Regions from separate parts of the Homo sapiens genome. Here regions 1 and 3 are each linked to region 2. Evidence: chromatin loops called from intact Hi-C (ENCODE). Cell type or tissue: Calu3. All regions are shown on one strand. Links, peaks and the distances in the headings refer to the core of each region. The heading gives the core; the rest is flanking DNA.

Evidence for each region. Peaks named below come from ENCODE experiments on the same cell type or tissue, not always from the same donor. Only the 100,000 strongest peaks of a DNase experiment are listed, where the experiment ranks them.
Region 1: it touches region 2 in a loop (9-fold over the local background); 8 of 110 quality-filtered maps call a loop at or near these places.
Region 3: it touches region 2 in a loop (7-fold over the local background); 2 of 110 quality-filtered maps call a loop at or near these places.

Annotation. Positions count from the first base shown.
Region 1 is chr4:134,903,799-134,909,377 of GRCh38, forward strand. No RefSeq gene overlaps it. Among named protein-coding and RNA genes, the nearest start is that of LINC02485, 220 kb to the right of the region's middle. In Calu3, for the core only: no CTCF peak of the experiment used is centred there; no DNase peak of the experiment used is centred there.
Region 2 is chr4:134,468,009-134,473,587 of GRCh38, forward strand. The region is part of intron 3 of LINC02462 (long intergenic non-protein coding RNA 2462); the gene reads left to right. Among named protein-coding and RNA genes, the nearest start is that of LINC02462, 47 kb to the left of the region's middle. In Calu3, for the core only: no CTCF peak of the experiment used is centred there; a DNase peak (open chromatin) is centred at 2,723.
Region 3 is chr4:134,647,956-134,653,534 of GRCh38, forward strand. No RefSeq gene overlaps it. Among named protein-coding and RNA genes, the nearest start is that of LINC02462, 230 kb to the left of the region's middle. In Calu3, for the core only: no CTCF peak of the experiment used is centred there; no DNase peak of the experiment used is centred there.

The sequences.
Region 1 (5,579 bases), core at 1,643-4,142, 440 kb after region 2:
ATAGACATCTATAGAACTCTCCCCCTCAAATCAACAGAATATACATTCTTCTCAGCACCACCTTGCACTTATTCCAAAATTGACCACATATTTGGAAGTAAAGCACTCCTCAGCAAATGTAAAAGAACAGAAACTATAACAAACTGTCTCTTAGACCACAGTGCAATCAAACTAGAACTCAGGATTAAGAAACTCACTCAAAACTGTTCAACTACATGGAAACTGAACAATCTGCTCCTGAATGACTACTGGGTACATAACAAAATGAAGGCAGAAATAAAGATGTTCTTTGAAACCAATGAGAACAAAGATACAACGTACCAGAATCTCTGGGACACATTTAAAGCAGTGTGTAGAGGGAAATTTATAGCACTAAATGCCCACAGGAGAAAGCAGGAAAGATCTAAAATTGACACTTTAACATCACAAATAAAAGAACTAGAGAAGCAAGAGCAAATAATCTCAAAAGCTAAGAGAAGGCAATTAGCTAATAATTCCAAATTTCTTCTTAAAAATCATATCTTAAAATAATGATGCTTGCAAAGTATTATTAAAATATCTTAGGAAAATCTAAACAGCATTAAATGAAACAAACATGTCCACTGAAAAGAATATACTGCAGTCACACTAAGTGTATTAGGGATATCCAGAGAAAAAGAACCAATAGGAGACGATAGATAGATGGATAGATAGTTAGATAGATAGATGATAGCTGGTAGATAGAGAGATATATTTAAGGAGGTTTTTAATGGAAAATGGCTCACATGGTTATGGAAGCCAAGAAGTGTCATGATGTGCCATGAGCACAACTGAAGAACCAGAAAAGCCAGTGATGTAGCTGGAAGACCTGAGGATTAGGGGCTTGGGTTGTGAATCCTGGTTTCATTCCAAATGCCCAAGAACCAAGGGCACCTATGGTTGAGAGCCAAGAAAAATGGATGTCTCAGCTCAAACAGAGAGAGTAGTAAATTGGTCATTCGTCTGTCTTTTTTTTTTCTTTTTTGTGTTTGAGCCCTCAAAGGATGGGATAAAGCCCACCCACAATAGTGAGGGATCTTTTTTACTTGATCTACTGATTCAATTGCTAATCTCCTATAGAAACACCTTGACAGAAAGATCCAGAAAAAAAACTGTCAGCTATCTGGGCATCCCTTAACCCAGTCAAGTTGATTTATAAAAATTAACCATCATGCCATGGAAGAAGGATAAGCCCATCAACCCAAATTTGATTTGGATGTCAAGACAGATGATGACACACAGCACCAAGAGGATATGAAGATGACTTTTATTCATGTAATGGTGCTATCTGTGGAAAGCAGAGAAAGCTCCCAAGCAGGTTCAAACATGGCTTGGGAGACAAAGTGAGAGTAAGTGAGATTTTATGGTGATTTTGGATAGAGATGGGAGCTTACACGATTTCCATGATTTGTACTTCCCACCTATGCCAAATGAGGGAGCACCTGGGCTTTCTTATTGACTAGCCCAGGAATGGAGCAAGAGGGAAAGAAGGAGGGATGGGGCTTGAAATCTGTCAGAAAACATAAAAAGTGGAGCCTGCTGATTTATTACAAAAAAAAATTGCACTGTTAACATATAATATATGAAAATAAGATTAAAACTAAAGTTTGATGGATATTTTAGACATAATCTGCAATGCTTTATCACTTCTTAAATATGCATGTTATTCTTTTTGGAATACTTAACTCAGAATGTAAGTGGGTTTTTTTAAAAAAATTAACATATTTTTCTCCTCTAGTGTAACCTTGGGTATAAAATACACTTTCATTATTAACTATAACTTACTCTGCTTGTAGTTTGCAAAAGGGATGGTGAACTATAGTAACAGAAAGGTATCAGATTTTTTTTGAAGGTGGTGGGGTATAAAATACACTGTCATTATTAACTATAACGTACTCTGCTTGTAATTTGCAAAAGCGATGGTGTACTATAGTAACAGAAAAATAACAGATTTTTTTTGAGGTAAGTTAGGTACATGTTTTCATATGTATTCTGGGGGAGTCAGAAGAATGGCCACTATGCTCTTTAAAGGATACTCTTCTCTCACAAAATATGCTGCTACATTAAGAGAGAACAAACCTTACCCTCTGGAGAGTCCACTTAAATTTTAAGTTGCAGCCTATAAAATGTTTGTCCCTCTAAGGATGCCTCCTTTGCTAATAATTTTTAGAGTTTTTTCTTTTTGCTTATCATTATTAACGTCATGGTCACTGATACATTTTTAATGCATGCCCTAAAAAAGGACTATAATGTTTTCAATAGAGGAATGTTACGTTGCCCCCTCCCTTCTGAACACAATTCTTATTTTTTCTGAAACTCTCGAAGGCAAACTGTGAGTCTGTAAGTGGGGCACAGCATTAAAAGCTGAAATGATGGGGTACTATTTAATGCTCATTTTCCTTTTCTTGGATTGTATAGGGCTTTGCTATGGCTAGACATATCTATCTACAAGTATAGACTGACATTGAAGGACCACTGATAAAATAAACTAGCACTTGCAGATCCATCCAATGTCTGAATGACTTGTTAAAATTATCTTGCTTTCCTGACTTTGGTTTCTGATGCTTGAAAACCACGTGCAGTAACTTTCATGCTTACTCAATATGCATGTTGCTGCCACCTTATTATTTCTAAAACTATGAAGTGCAAAATCCTTATGAGATTAAAGCCCCTTGCATGGGTCATTGCCACACCTACACCTGGTCTCTGCTCCTCACTCCTCTCAAAGCTTGTCCTGCTTCAAACAGTTCCCTAGCTACTCTGCCCAAGGGATAGAGAAATGGCTTTCTTTTTTCTCTGCTCTTTGCTGCCCTCACCTGACTGAGACTGTCCTATTAAACATTTTTGAAAAGAGTATGGTTGGGTCAAGGCGTATATGTCCTAAAAACTTTAAACTTCCTTTATTTTTAATAATTACAGAGAGAAACAGACATAGAATAAGAAAAGGCAGAAAAACATAAATAAATACTAAACATAAATTACCACTATAAGATGCTGATCAAATCATATCTAAGAGAATAACTCTGCCCTGTTTAGTGCTGATCCTGAGACCTTGGTTTTGTAATTTCAAAAATTGTGCCCATAGGATTTGTTACTTTCAAGTATATTTTGGTGCATGTTGTTCTGCGTTGTCTTTATTGGTGTTTTGGAAGTTCAGTTAATTATTTTAAATAGTTCATCTTGTGAAAAGGAAAAAAAAACTAATAATCTCAATACCCAAAGATGATATTTATTTACATTTTTCATGGTATTCCCTTTAGTCATAAACATACAAATATTTACATACATATATATAACATGACATCTAAAATATGAAATTATATTAAAATGCCATATATTACATATAAAACGATATGCACATGCATATCTGTATGTTATAATGTTACATATTTCAAAAATGAGGAGACTTTGAAATTATATTTTCAACATTGTGTCTGTGTTCAGGCCATTTTTATGTTGCACATGTTTAGATTCAAATCATCAATTATTCAAACTTGCACAGAAATGCATGACTTAATCTAGATAGCTAGAATTTCACAGTCTTGTTTTATCTACACTGAATGTTACAGACACATAGGTTGGGGAATTACTAGAATCTGAATATCACATATCTTTCTTAATTAAAAGACTTGCTATTTCTCTGAAGGAGAATGGAAACAATATGGGTCCTAGTAGATCTCCATAGAAGAGTGCCAATTAGCCCTTTGACAAAGTTGCTAGGTGCTTCCATGACTAATTTCCATAACTGTTTGAGTGCAGATGAAAATAGTTCTAATATGGCTCAATAGTTGAATATTACAGTTATAAATTCATATAAAACATATTTCATAATATAAACATGGTTAACATTTTGTAATTTTTTTGTACTCAAAAAAGTATAAGTCATCATTTTACTTTCATTAAGTCCCTATTATATTTGAACCGGAACGTGAAAAATACCCACTTTTAAACTAGTCTAAGATAAAAATGAACACCGGAGTCTTTTGTGCTTTTTAATTTTACAGGGAGATTCTGCGCCATAATTTATCCATCTTATTTCCACACAGATCATGGCTTTATACCACTTGTTTCAACAAAATGTGTCTGGAGTTCACAGTGTTGGCAAATGCACCCATTCAGGTGGTTGTGTTACCCAAGTGTAAAATCCTCAGTCTGTGTAAAATAAGAAAACACATTATGACATATTTTACTGCCCAGGATTAGTCTGAAGGTGCCAATGTGTTATTAGCCGAGAATGATGCATGCCAAAAACGACAAAAGTCCAATTGTCAAGGCAAGCACCTGCATCTGTTCACCTGAAGCAATGATTCCTACCTCTCCAATTATTCACAGAAACTTGACTAAGTTCCACTTTACACACTGAAAACTATCCCTGGCCTCCATCTCTCCCCTTGAGCAGACAGTGCCTAGTATGGCACAGGTACCTTAAATTTAACCCAAATGACACTAAATGTCTGCTTTTCCGGTCATACATGATTTAAGGAGGGTGAGAGATCTGATGAGAAAGAAGCAAAACCAGAAAACGTCATTAACTTTTTGCAAAATCCTCCAGGCTTCAATTGGTTCCCAATTTGTTCTCTATTATAAAAAGGTAAAATCTTAAAATGAAACAACAGAAAAAACAAGCATGACTTGCATTGACTACAAGTTAGTGCCTTGATCGTCTCTCCTCTCCATCCGCAATCTGTCCAGCAAAAAAAAAGTAGAGATGGACACAAAGCAGCCTGAGATATGATTGCAATTGTAATTTTTCTGCCTATATCTGCAAAGATTGTCAATTCTTTTAGGACTCAATAGCCACCTTTGGCATGGTAATGTGTACTAATTCATGCTGTTTTAATAGAGAAAGAATACTTCTCTACTAAGGCATTTTTTAATCTACAGCTTAGGACAATTCCATTCCACTTCAATGGAGGAGAGGAATACTTAAAATATAACTCCCTGTTCAAGGAGAAGATATGTGAGGAAAACTTCTTGCTCTCAATTTATTTTTTTAAAACTTTCTAACAAATTTTCAATTAATCTGGTCACCAAGCAACTGATTATATACACCTTCATTAGGAAACTGTTATTCAGAGATAAAGTGGTTTTGTTAATGTTATACAATTTGATAGTAGTCTAGATAGCTCCACCACCCAACTTATCGACATTAGCCCTGCTCTCTTTAGTACAACATGCATCTTACAAGCAAGAGAATGTCTGCTTCATATAAGTAAACTATCTTTAAATATCTGTTACTTATATACACTTTAAAGTTACTAGTTTTATCTAAGGTGAAGCACATACATCTTGCTGAAGGTCTTTTTAACAGATTTATTAGTTTCATATTAATGATTCATTAATTTGTGAACTATAGATTTAAAACATTACCATCAAAGCTAAAAGGAAAAATATATAAACATAATGATAAAAAATTAACATTAAAAATGGATGAAAGATAGATTTATAATACATTAATAAACTATTTTTAAATACAAAAATGAAATTAGTATTAAATGCTCCAGGAAAAGGTAACTGATGTTTTCCAGTCAGTTTAAAAAATGTTATCATATCTCCTAAAA
Region 2 (5,579 bases), core at 1,637-4,136:
TTATTCATTTCAAATATTTAAACAATAAATAATATAATCCCATACAAAATATTTCAGAAAATTGAAAATAATCTCCAAAATTAATTTTTAAAAAGAGAATACAAGAAAAAATATTTTATCTGTATATTTAGTTTCTATTGCTGTGTGGGAAATTATCACAAGCTTAGCAGCTTAAAAGAACACCAATTATTATATCAAAGTGTCTATGGGTCAGATGTCTGTACACAACTTAGTTGAGTCCCCTGCTCAGTATCTCATAAAGCTTCAATCAAGGTTTCAGTTGTGTATTCTGGAGCTCAGGGTTCTCTTTCAAATTCATGTTGTTATGGCAGATTTCAGTTTCTTACAGTCTGGGACTGAGGCTGTCAGATCCTACAGGTCACTCTTGCTTGCCTGACATGTGGCCCTGTCTGTCTGTCATAGCACCTTGCCTTTGCAAGGTCCATTGGAAAGCTTCTACCATTTATAAGTAAGAGGGACTAATACATTATAACCCAATCATGGTTGTGATATCCCATCATCTATGCCATATTCCATTAATTAGAGGCAAGCCACAAGTCCTGCCTATGCTCAAAAAAAAAAAAAAAAAAAAAGATTGTATTGGTTATAACATTAAGGTGTGGAGATCATCCTGGAAATCTTGGATTTCTGCCACATGAAATCTTATATAAAACATCTACTAAAATCCAAGAGTAAACAAAATACATAGTTGAAAGACTGAATTCTTTTCCTCTCTATTGGGGAAGGCAAGAATATTGGGAAAATATTAGGGAAAAGAAAGGATTAAAATGAAGTTGCTGGGGTAGAGAAGTGATTCAAGAAAAATAAATAAAATATACAAACTAGAAATGATTGAGTAATATTTACATGCACAAATATCTTAATCATCTATTTTTAAAAATCCTTAAAATTACAAAAATATCCTAGAAATAGCCAGTGAGTTTGGAAAGATTATTGGATACCAGATTGATATGCAAAAGCAATTGAATTTCTATATATTAGCAAAAAAAAAGAGTGCGTAAATAAAATTTAAAAGTAATACCATCATTAAACATGGAATAATTTGTAGTAATTTTAACAAAATAAGTATAACACCTGTAAAATTAACAGTACCAAACATAGTTGAGAGAAATTAAAAACACCTAAATAAATGGAGAAATATATAAATATATCATGTCAATACATTGCATGAGACTATATTGTTCAGATGTCAATTTTCCCAAAATTGATCTATAGACTGAATGCAGTCTTCATAAAAATTACTATTTTCTCCCTAGAAACTGAAATACTATTATTTACATATGAGAACTCTAATTAACGCATCACTATGCTTATGATGTTTCTAGTCTTCTGAGATTCTAACCACATCTGTCATTTGTGTAGTAATTCATAAACGATTGAAAAAATTTTCAAAAATGTTCTCCAAATTTGCTGCGCCATTAAGTGTAGACCTTGTCGTGATACTGGTGGGACCATGTCTACTTTTGCTCAATGTTGCATCCATAGTATCTCGCTCCATAGCCAAAAATAGTTGTTAAAAATAAAGTGAATAATTATTTAATTACTTAATTAATTGCCTATATGTGATGTAGCTATCCATGCAACTAGAATAGGAATAAAGTATCAATATTCTTTCTATCTACACATGTCTATGTTTTTTAGTTTCAGTAAAATGTAAAAACAGCCTTTCATCTCATTAGAAGAGATGATGATTATATAAATTTGATTTTCAATTTCTAAATAAACAAATGCTGACAACATATTCAAACATTGCCACTGATTTCATTTTAAAATTTCCTTTACCTGTGGACATAAAAATTATGTATTCTCAATCCCAGAGAGAGTGATTTATAGTCAATTCTGTACACTGATCTTTGTTGATGATTTAAAAATTCATAATTCATATGTATGTATCAGAATTTAGCAAGGTATATGCTTTTAGAATCCTCTGTGATCACATCTAGCAATGAAATGAGTGTCTTTTTTCCAATTGCCAAGAATTCAGCAGAAAAACAGGATGAACATGGTTTATGAGGCCATTAATAAACATTTCAAGATATTTCCAAATGCTAGAGATAGCCCTGGGCCTTTTATAAGTTACCCCATAGAGCATAGTTTGAAGCATCTTTAGGATATTGTAACATGGCCATTTAACTTAGTCATTTACCAACAAAAGGCAATAAAATTTAAACTTATTTCTGTGATAAAAATAAATACGTATATAGATATGAAAATAAAGATGTAACTGCTTTTCTAAATCTTGTTTATTAGATACACTCATTGATTTCTAAAAATCTCCTAGTTTAAAATTAGGATAATGCAAATAGGTAGTGTTCCATGTATACAATTGGGCACATTTAAAAAATTAGTTTGAGTTTCCTTTGATAAATCCGAATCTTTATTTCACTGGCAGAGCTGTTCTCAATTGTTCTTTGCTGACACTAAACTTTTCTACCTTTATTTTGTATTAGAGAAATCCAGTTCAGACGGGTAGTTGCAAATATCCCAATAACATCAGTAAGTCATGTAAAGTTTTTGTTTTTTTTAAGCAAATCACACTATATTAATCCTCCACTTAAAACTTTTTGGTAGCTTTTCCTTGTCCTATGGATAAAATCCAAATTATTTAGGATAGCACATAAGGCTCAACATTTCTGAATCTTGTCTGTCCCTTATCCTTTCCTCTTCCTTACCCTCCAGCCACTTGGTGGCAGCAACAACAACTACATTAACGACTTCATGGTTGTCACAGGTCAACATCTCTCTTGTAATTGTTTGATAAAGTTCACAAAGCCCCTTTGCACACGTTGCCCTATTCTGATCTTGACAATAGCCTTATGAGGTCAGTACTGTTTTCCTTATTAAATCCACATCAGAGTTGAGATCTCAGGGTAGTAAGAGAGGCAAAATCAAACATGACAAAGAAAAACTAACACCCAAGCACTCTGATTCTAAATCCAGCCATTGTTTCAGTTAACCAACAGAAAAGGTGTTCATTGCTGTTCATTTCCTGTGTTTGTTAAACATCTAAAGCAGAAACATATAGATGGTGGAACCTTATTTTAGGTTTTAAATAAAATATAATAAGTATTTCATAAACTCAAAAATCACACAATTCCCTATACTCTATTAAATCTAACATATATTGTTTCTCTAAAATGTGCCTGAACTTTCTTTCCTTTTACTGCCAATATTCCTTTCACTTAATCATTGCTGATAGCTTATTCAATATAATTTTGACGAAAATGATTTTCAAATAAAATGTACTAAAATAATAATTTACCATACCATCTAAAAAACTCAGACATGTCCATTGGTCATTTGAACCGACTGCTACCATTTAGATACAGGGAAAAAGTTAAGTATAAAGCTCTTCCTCAGTTCATATTTCTGCACATACCAAATAAAATGGAAGATAGATTATATTAATGTCTATTACATATACCCTAATTAATTTTATCTTTATACATATGGTTAAAATTGTTCCCTTTATAAAATATAAAGAGAAAGATATGGTACTTCAGTTTAGGTGATTAGTGATTTGAAGGAAAGACAAAGTTAATTAGAGTATTGAATCAATGTTACAGGTACAGATTTATTATACCAAAAATATTCAAAATATGGACGCAAGAAATAGAGACTTTTAAAAATGCAATGTATAATAATTACTATTATATACTTAATCAAATCTAAGCTGCCCCCAATTAAGAGATGACTCACTCTCATAGGTACCACCACAAAATAATTCTAATATTGCCAACTAAGCAATAACACAATGTCTTAGTGATGCTTTCACAAGATCCCTCACTCCAGCATATTGTTGCTTTGAAATTTCTTTCTAAAGTTTCCAGGGAGTTTTTCTATCTTTCTGCCTCCAGTTTCATTGCCTCACTGTTCTAGCCAATCCACTTACAGTTATCTCAGTAACAAAACATACCAGAGCTTCAGCTACTTCTCAGCACCTCTCTTTGTAAGTCTTGTGAAACACATTGCTGTTTTGCAAGTAAATATGGAATTGTAGCTCTTCTTCCTTGGCAGGTATTTTCTTTACTGATACATCAAATTACATTCTGTTACTTTATTTCTGTGCCTCTACATATATTCAATAATCATGTATTTGACTGAGAAGTCATAGCATCATTTTCTATGAAACTGTGAACAGCAATGAAATTCAAAAATAAGTGATAAAAACTGACATAAATTAACTAAAGTAAAACAGTATGAAAATATTAGGACTAATTTTCATATATGTATAGTCAATTTCAAGTTTTTCGCAACGGCTACTTGAAAAACAGTAATTGCTGTATTTTATCAATAGTACTTGTCTCAAATTTAGAAAATTAAGAACTGTTAAAATGTTTTTTTAAAAAAGAGGGAAGGTGAGAGAAGAAAGAGGAAAGAAAGAAAGGGAAGAAGGAAGGAAAGGAAGGAAGGAAGGAAGGAAGACAGAAAGAAAGAAAGAGAGAGAAGGAAGGAAGGAAGGGAAAGAGAAAGAGAGAGAAGGACGGAAGGGAAAGAAGAAAGAAAGAAAGAAAGAAAGAAAGAAAGAAAGAAAGAAAGAAAGAAAGAAAGAAAGAAAGAAAGAAAGAAAGGAGAAAGAAAGAAAGAAGGAAAGAAGGAAAGAAAGAAAGAAAAAGAGAAAGAGAGAGAGATAAAAGAAACAAAGAAAATTTTTAAACTGTTACAAACATCAACTTTTTTTAAAAGAAATGGCTTCCTTTCATCCTTAACTCTGCTTCATGAGTCACACCTACAACTTTCCAAGAATAGCTGGCCTGAGCTCTCTTCTTAATTAAGTGTTCAATGACACAAAGTGACTCAAACTTAACGTTTAATATCTCTGTCAAAAAGGTTCTATTTTATTGCTTATTGTTAAATATGTTAAATATATTCCATTGCCAAAAAAACTCTCTCTCTTAAAATATGAGAAAAGATTTCTTTCCTAAATGCTTTCAGACAGTATGACAAAGCTCAATAAACACTTTAAAGAACACACTATTTAATATCAGAATACATCTCTTTTATTATTTTCTTTATTTTTAGACAGAGTCTCACTCTGTTTCCCAGGATGGAGTACAGTGGCATGATCTCGGCTCACTGCCACCTCCTTCTCCCAGGTTCAAGTGATTCTCCTGCCTCAGCCTCTCCAGTAGCTGGAATTATAAGCATGCACCACCACACCTAGCTAATGTTTGTAATTTTAGTAGAGATGGGGGTCTCACCATGTTGGCCAGGCTGGTCTCGAACTCCTGACCTCAAATGATCCACCTGCCTCAACCTCCCAAAGTGCTGGTGTTATAGGTGTGAGCCACTGTGCCTGGCCTATTATTTTCTTTTCATATTATCACAACTATACTTTTGCAAAGCAATTTCACTTGGATTTTTACTCACTTTTCTACACTTACTATATTAGGGAAACATTATTCGAACTGTTCTATCCAGTATATCAGAAAACATTAATAAGCATCAAAAAATGACCCAGCATAAAATATGTTCGTAAAATATTAATAAATATTTCACAAAAAAAATAAGACTATATAGACATTCATGTCTGAAAAACATGTCTGATGTAACATGTC
Region 3 (5,579 bases), core at 1,636-4,135, 180 kb after region 2:
GTGACTTTGAGAAATTGAATCTCATATCACTGCATGTTTTATGTGGGATAAATATTCAAAAAGGTAATGAAACTTTTAATTTTCAATTAATGTTCATGTGTGTAAGTGCGACCTGAAAATTCTTGGACACATTTTGATTATGGGGATTGTATTAGTTCATTTCACACTGCTATAAATAACTATCTGAGACTGGATAATTTATAAACAAAAGAGGTTTCATTGACTTACAGTTCTGTATGGCTGGGGAGGCCTCAGGAAACTTACAATTATGGCACAAAGTGATGGAGAAGCAAGCAACTTCTTACATGGAGATGAGAGAGAGAGAATGAGGGGGAAACTGCCACAGACTTTTAATCCATCAGATCTCTTGAGAATAAACTCACAATCATGAGAACAGTATGGAGAAAACTGCCATCATTATCCAATCACCTCCCACCAAGTCTCTCCCTCAACACATGGGGATTACAATTTGAGATGAGATTTGGCTGGGGGTCACACAGCAACACCACATCAAGGGTATCAATATTTTATACCATGTAAAATAACTTTTTATATTGACTTTTCTGAACTGGTGAATTATTTCCTTTAAATAGTACAACATAAATTGCCAATTTACTAGTTTTGTGAGAGACTCTAGCTTCCAATGTCAAAATATAAGGGATCTAAAGAGGTGCCTCAATTAAAAAGGTCATTTATAAATTAAAGAAAATCTATAAATAAAGAAATGCTATTGTGTTTTTCTATGAAGACTACTAGATTACTGGACTGGGGAAATTTTATGGCAGAAAGTGAAGGAAAACTAAAAAGCAGAGAGCAAATGTGCTTTCAGATATTATACTCAAATATGGGAAATAGCAATCAGCAAAGTAAATTCTTATTTATGAATGAGTAGGTTTGAAAGATGCAATATACTGTGTAATATTGAAAACACTTTTTCCTATGTTACATTGTACAATGGGATACATTTTTCTTGTTTTACATTGTACAATGGGATACATTTTTCTTGTTTTACATTGTACAATGGGATACATTTTCTTTTTTAATTATTTGAGACGAATTTTCACTCTTGTTGCCCAGGCTGGAGTGCAATGGTGCGATCTTAACTCACTGCAACCTCCACCTCTTCAGTACAAGCGATTCTTCTGGTTCAGCCTCCTGAGTAGCTGGGATTACAGGCTCATGCCACCATGCCTGCCTAATTTTTGTATTTTTAGTAGAGATGGGATTTCATCATATTGGTCAGACTGGTCTCGAACTCCTGACCTCAGTTGATCCGCCTGCCTCTGCCTCCCAAAGTGCTGGGATTACAGGCATGAGACATCATGCCCGGCCAGGATACATGTTCTTATAAAAATCACCAAAATTACTGAGATAAAAATATCTCTAATATAAGTGAAACAAATCAAAGTGTCAAAAAGTTTACATAGTTTCATTTATTTTAAATTTCAAAGTGTGAGAAATACAACTAGCAGAATAAACAGGACACAAATAACAATATTTACTTCTAGGTAGTTAAAATGGTCATGACAAGGGTATTTTTTATTTTATAGTTTATTGCATTTGTGAACTATTGAAATAGTTTTGATATATTTGTAGTATAATCAATTTAGGGAAAACTGTTGATACTTAAATTTTAAAATAATATGGTAAAGATCATTGGAAATTATTAGAAGTTAACATATCAAAAAAAAAATTTGGAAGAGTCTTGCATCTGGCAAGGATATCATTATCCTGAACTTGAGGTAATTGCAGGATAAATTTCTGAGTAATCCATTACCTCCAGCCATGCTGAGAATTGAAATTTTAATAAAATCAATTTGATGACTCTTAAAAATGATCTTAAATCTACAAAATCCATCAAATATATTCACTTATTCAAAAATATATTAGGATTTTTAACACTACCTACTGGTAGGGTAAAATTTCTAGGCATTGTAATTGCCATTATTACCTGGCAGTATTCTTGGTATGTTTAGAATGTGACCTAAAAGATTACATCAACAAAACCAAAATGGCAGAAAAGAAACTGCTGTCTAAAATAAGGATACTTAGTACAAAGGAAAGATTCTAAAACATTATGACTGTAATTTACTTATTCCCTATTTGTATTGCTACCAATATGGCTGTATGTAGTTTGGATCTATCATAATTCCTGTATCTTTACATTTATTGATATTGATAATGCATTAATCTTTATATAAGCTTGTATATGTATGAGAAATAATTGAAAAGATACCCAAATTTGAAAGCAACTCTTTTTGTTTATTTGATAGCTTATTATAGAAATTATCATGTACTGAACTTATTTTCAAATCAAAACTTTTCAAAACAAAAATTTAAGGTTATAACAAATAGTAAAGCATATAGAGGTACACGGAGAGATATATGGAGAATTATTTGTCAACCAAGGCAATCCCAGATTTTCCAGGATAGTTGTTTTCTGTAACTATCATTCAGTTTATAGGACAGCCTGTGTTTAGGAATTTTTCCAAAATGTTCTAATCAATATAGCTACAGTAATAAGCTAGATTACTTTGAAGCTAACAAAAATTAAGGTTCAATGTTCTTTCCTTGCAATATGCTTATATGGCTACCTTTTTTTTTATCAGTAAGAGTTACAAAAGTAAGATGATTTTAATACCAAATGCATAAGATTTTCATCTATTTCCACTGTAACTTTCCATCCCAACAGCACTCCCTAGTGTTTATGGCCTTGTATTGATTACCAATATTTTCAGCTATAAATTAAGGAAAGTTTGATAAATTTCTGGTACGGAGAACTTGGGAGATATTTACATGGTTCACATGGTCACTTACGGTATCATTCCATTGCCCACACACTTTGGCTCTAGTATTGGCTTTTGCACAATGGAATCATAGAATGCCTTTGCAAATTTTGGCTATCCCAGCCATGATAGAACTGTCCTCTTACCCTCCTGGAAAAAAAAAAAAAAACAAGCTGGAGGAAAGTCTGATTCATTTTTCTATTTTCTTGTCAAATTAAGAGAAAATCAAGGTTATACAAATAAGTATTATGTGATTTCTGGATGCTTTTGAAGTACCCATTAGTCTTTTGATTTTAAAAATTTCATTCATTCATTTATTCTGAGATGGAGTTTTGCTCTTGTTGCCCAGGCTGGAGTGCAGTGGTGTGGTCTCAGCTCACTGCAACCTCTGCCTCCCTGGTTCAAGTGATTCTCCTGCCTCGGCCTCCCTATAGCTGGGATTACAGGCGCCCGCCACCATGCTCAGCTAACTTTTGTATTTTTAGTAAAGACGACGTTTTACCATGTGGGTCAGGCTGGTTTCGAACTCCTGACCTCACGTGATCCACCTGCCTCGGCCTCCTGAAGCGCTGGGATTACAGGCATGAGCCACCGCACCTGACCTGATTTTTAGAATTTAAAAATTATTGTAATTTATTTTCTCATTCCAATTAAAAAGGGCATAGGGTCAGTCAAGTCTACCTGGAGGCTAATATACCCACAGGAATTTATGTAACCCACCAGGAATATATTCTAATGTAAAATGTCTAAACCACTTTAGGCATGGAGTAGAGAAATGATTTACACATACTTCCCTGGGGTTTACTTCTTTATAAATGATTCATTATCCAGATCAAGGCACTAGACCCTAAGAGTAACAAAATTATTAATTATGTTCATGGATTATAGCAGTAAATATTAAAATAAAAGTGAATATTCTGTTTAAAATATATATTCCATAATGTTTTCATTTAACAAAACTGAATTCCCTGATTTTATTATATAATTTGATTGTTTTTCAATTCAATTATTTAAAATGAAAGAATAAACTCATAATATATTTTCTTTATATCTTTAGCCACAATCTCTTAAAACAGCAATTAAAATTTCATAATTGTTCTTTCTTCTTTTAAAAAAATGTCCTTAATAATGCTAGAAATGAACATATAAATGCAAAGTCTCTTAAGAATTAGCTTTCCCTTTTGTTATAAATTTCTGTGTCAAATAGAGTGAGCCTTTCCATTTTTTCCCCCTGAAGACTGATTTAAATTTCTAGAGAGAACGCTCTCTTCCTTGTGGCTTCTCACATTGACTTGGGACTTTTCCCCAAGGCAGGGTCTTTCTCTACAGGGAAATCTCACAGAATTTTTTCTAATCAGAAACTCTGTGAGTTGAGTTTCCTCTGTGAGAGGAAAAGTGATATGGGATACTCCAGGGAAATACTAGTTCTAAGGTTTTCTTTTCTTTCTTTTTTTTTTCTTTTAAAGAGAATCAATTCCTTCAAGGAAGTTTCAAAATGGAAGTGTTCCTATTAATAAATAAACACCACAAAATGAAAAGGAGAATTAGTGATGATTAGTGATGATATCGGCAGTTTGGTCATCAGAGACGTGAATGAGTATTCTGACTTGTATATTATCAATTTGTTTCTATCTATAAACTAGATAGTTACATATTTTACTTGCTTTGTTCTGTATAAATTCAGCCTCCACCAATTCAAAATGGGAACTTCCCAATAAATTTGAATACCCTCATAAAGCTACAGTATCCACAAAAATATATGTAATTCTTACCAGAAATACATGCTAAGATGTATTCTAAGTGATGACTAAATTATTTTAGCCATTAAACTTTCTGCATGCCAACGTTGCATGTAAATTTTAGCTACGCTGAGAAAACAATCTTCAAAGAAGTATTCTGAAAAAATATGTATTAGTCAATATTTGTGTCATTTAAACAGCGTTATAAATATTCCTTATTGAAGTATTTTGTATATTTGAATATAGAATTATTTTTGGAAAATATATCAAGTTCTTACACGTGGTTTAGAAAGGATTTTAAAACCTGGGCGTGGTGGCTTATGCCTGTAATCCCAGCACTTTGGGAGGCCGAGGCAGGTGGATCACGAGGTCGGGAGTTCAAGACCAGCCTGGCCAAGATGGTGAAACCCCGTCTCTACTAAAAGTACAAAAATTAGTCAGATGCGGTGGTGGGTGCCTGTAATCCTGGCTACTCGGGGGGCTGAAGCAGGAGAATTGCTTGAATTTGGGAGGCGGAGGTTGCAGTGAGCCAAGATCACACCACTGCACTCTAGCCTGGGTGACAGCAAGACTCTATCTCAAAAAAAAAAAAAAAAAAAAAGTGTTTCAAAACATAAAATAGAGTAAAAAATAGTTATTTGTATGCTTTCAATCACAAAAGAAAATTGATATTGGGAGTAGAAATGTCCTATCCAGTGTTACTTTAAAATAAAAGTCATAAAACACTATAAATTGGTAGTTGCCTATGTGTGTATTTTTAGTAATGACAAAAATCTAAAATCCTTAATATTCAATTTCTCATCATGTAATTGAATGTAATTGAATCTGTATTTTCAGTTGGCCATACTATATGTTAATTCTTATATACGTTCATATTTAAATTTCATATATATTATGTACTTTTTGTATAGGGATTTTAGGTTCTCTTTTTTCAATTAATCAAAATAATAATTTATACCTTTTCTTCAGATTTGTTTTGTGTTAGTCAACTACCTATTTCCTCTTGCTATAATTCCCCAGTTATATTAATAACAGTTACTGTGTATTTCTTCAC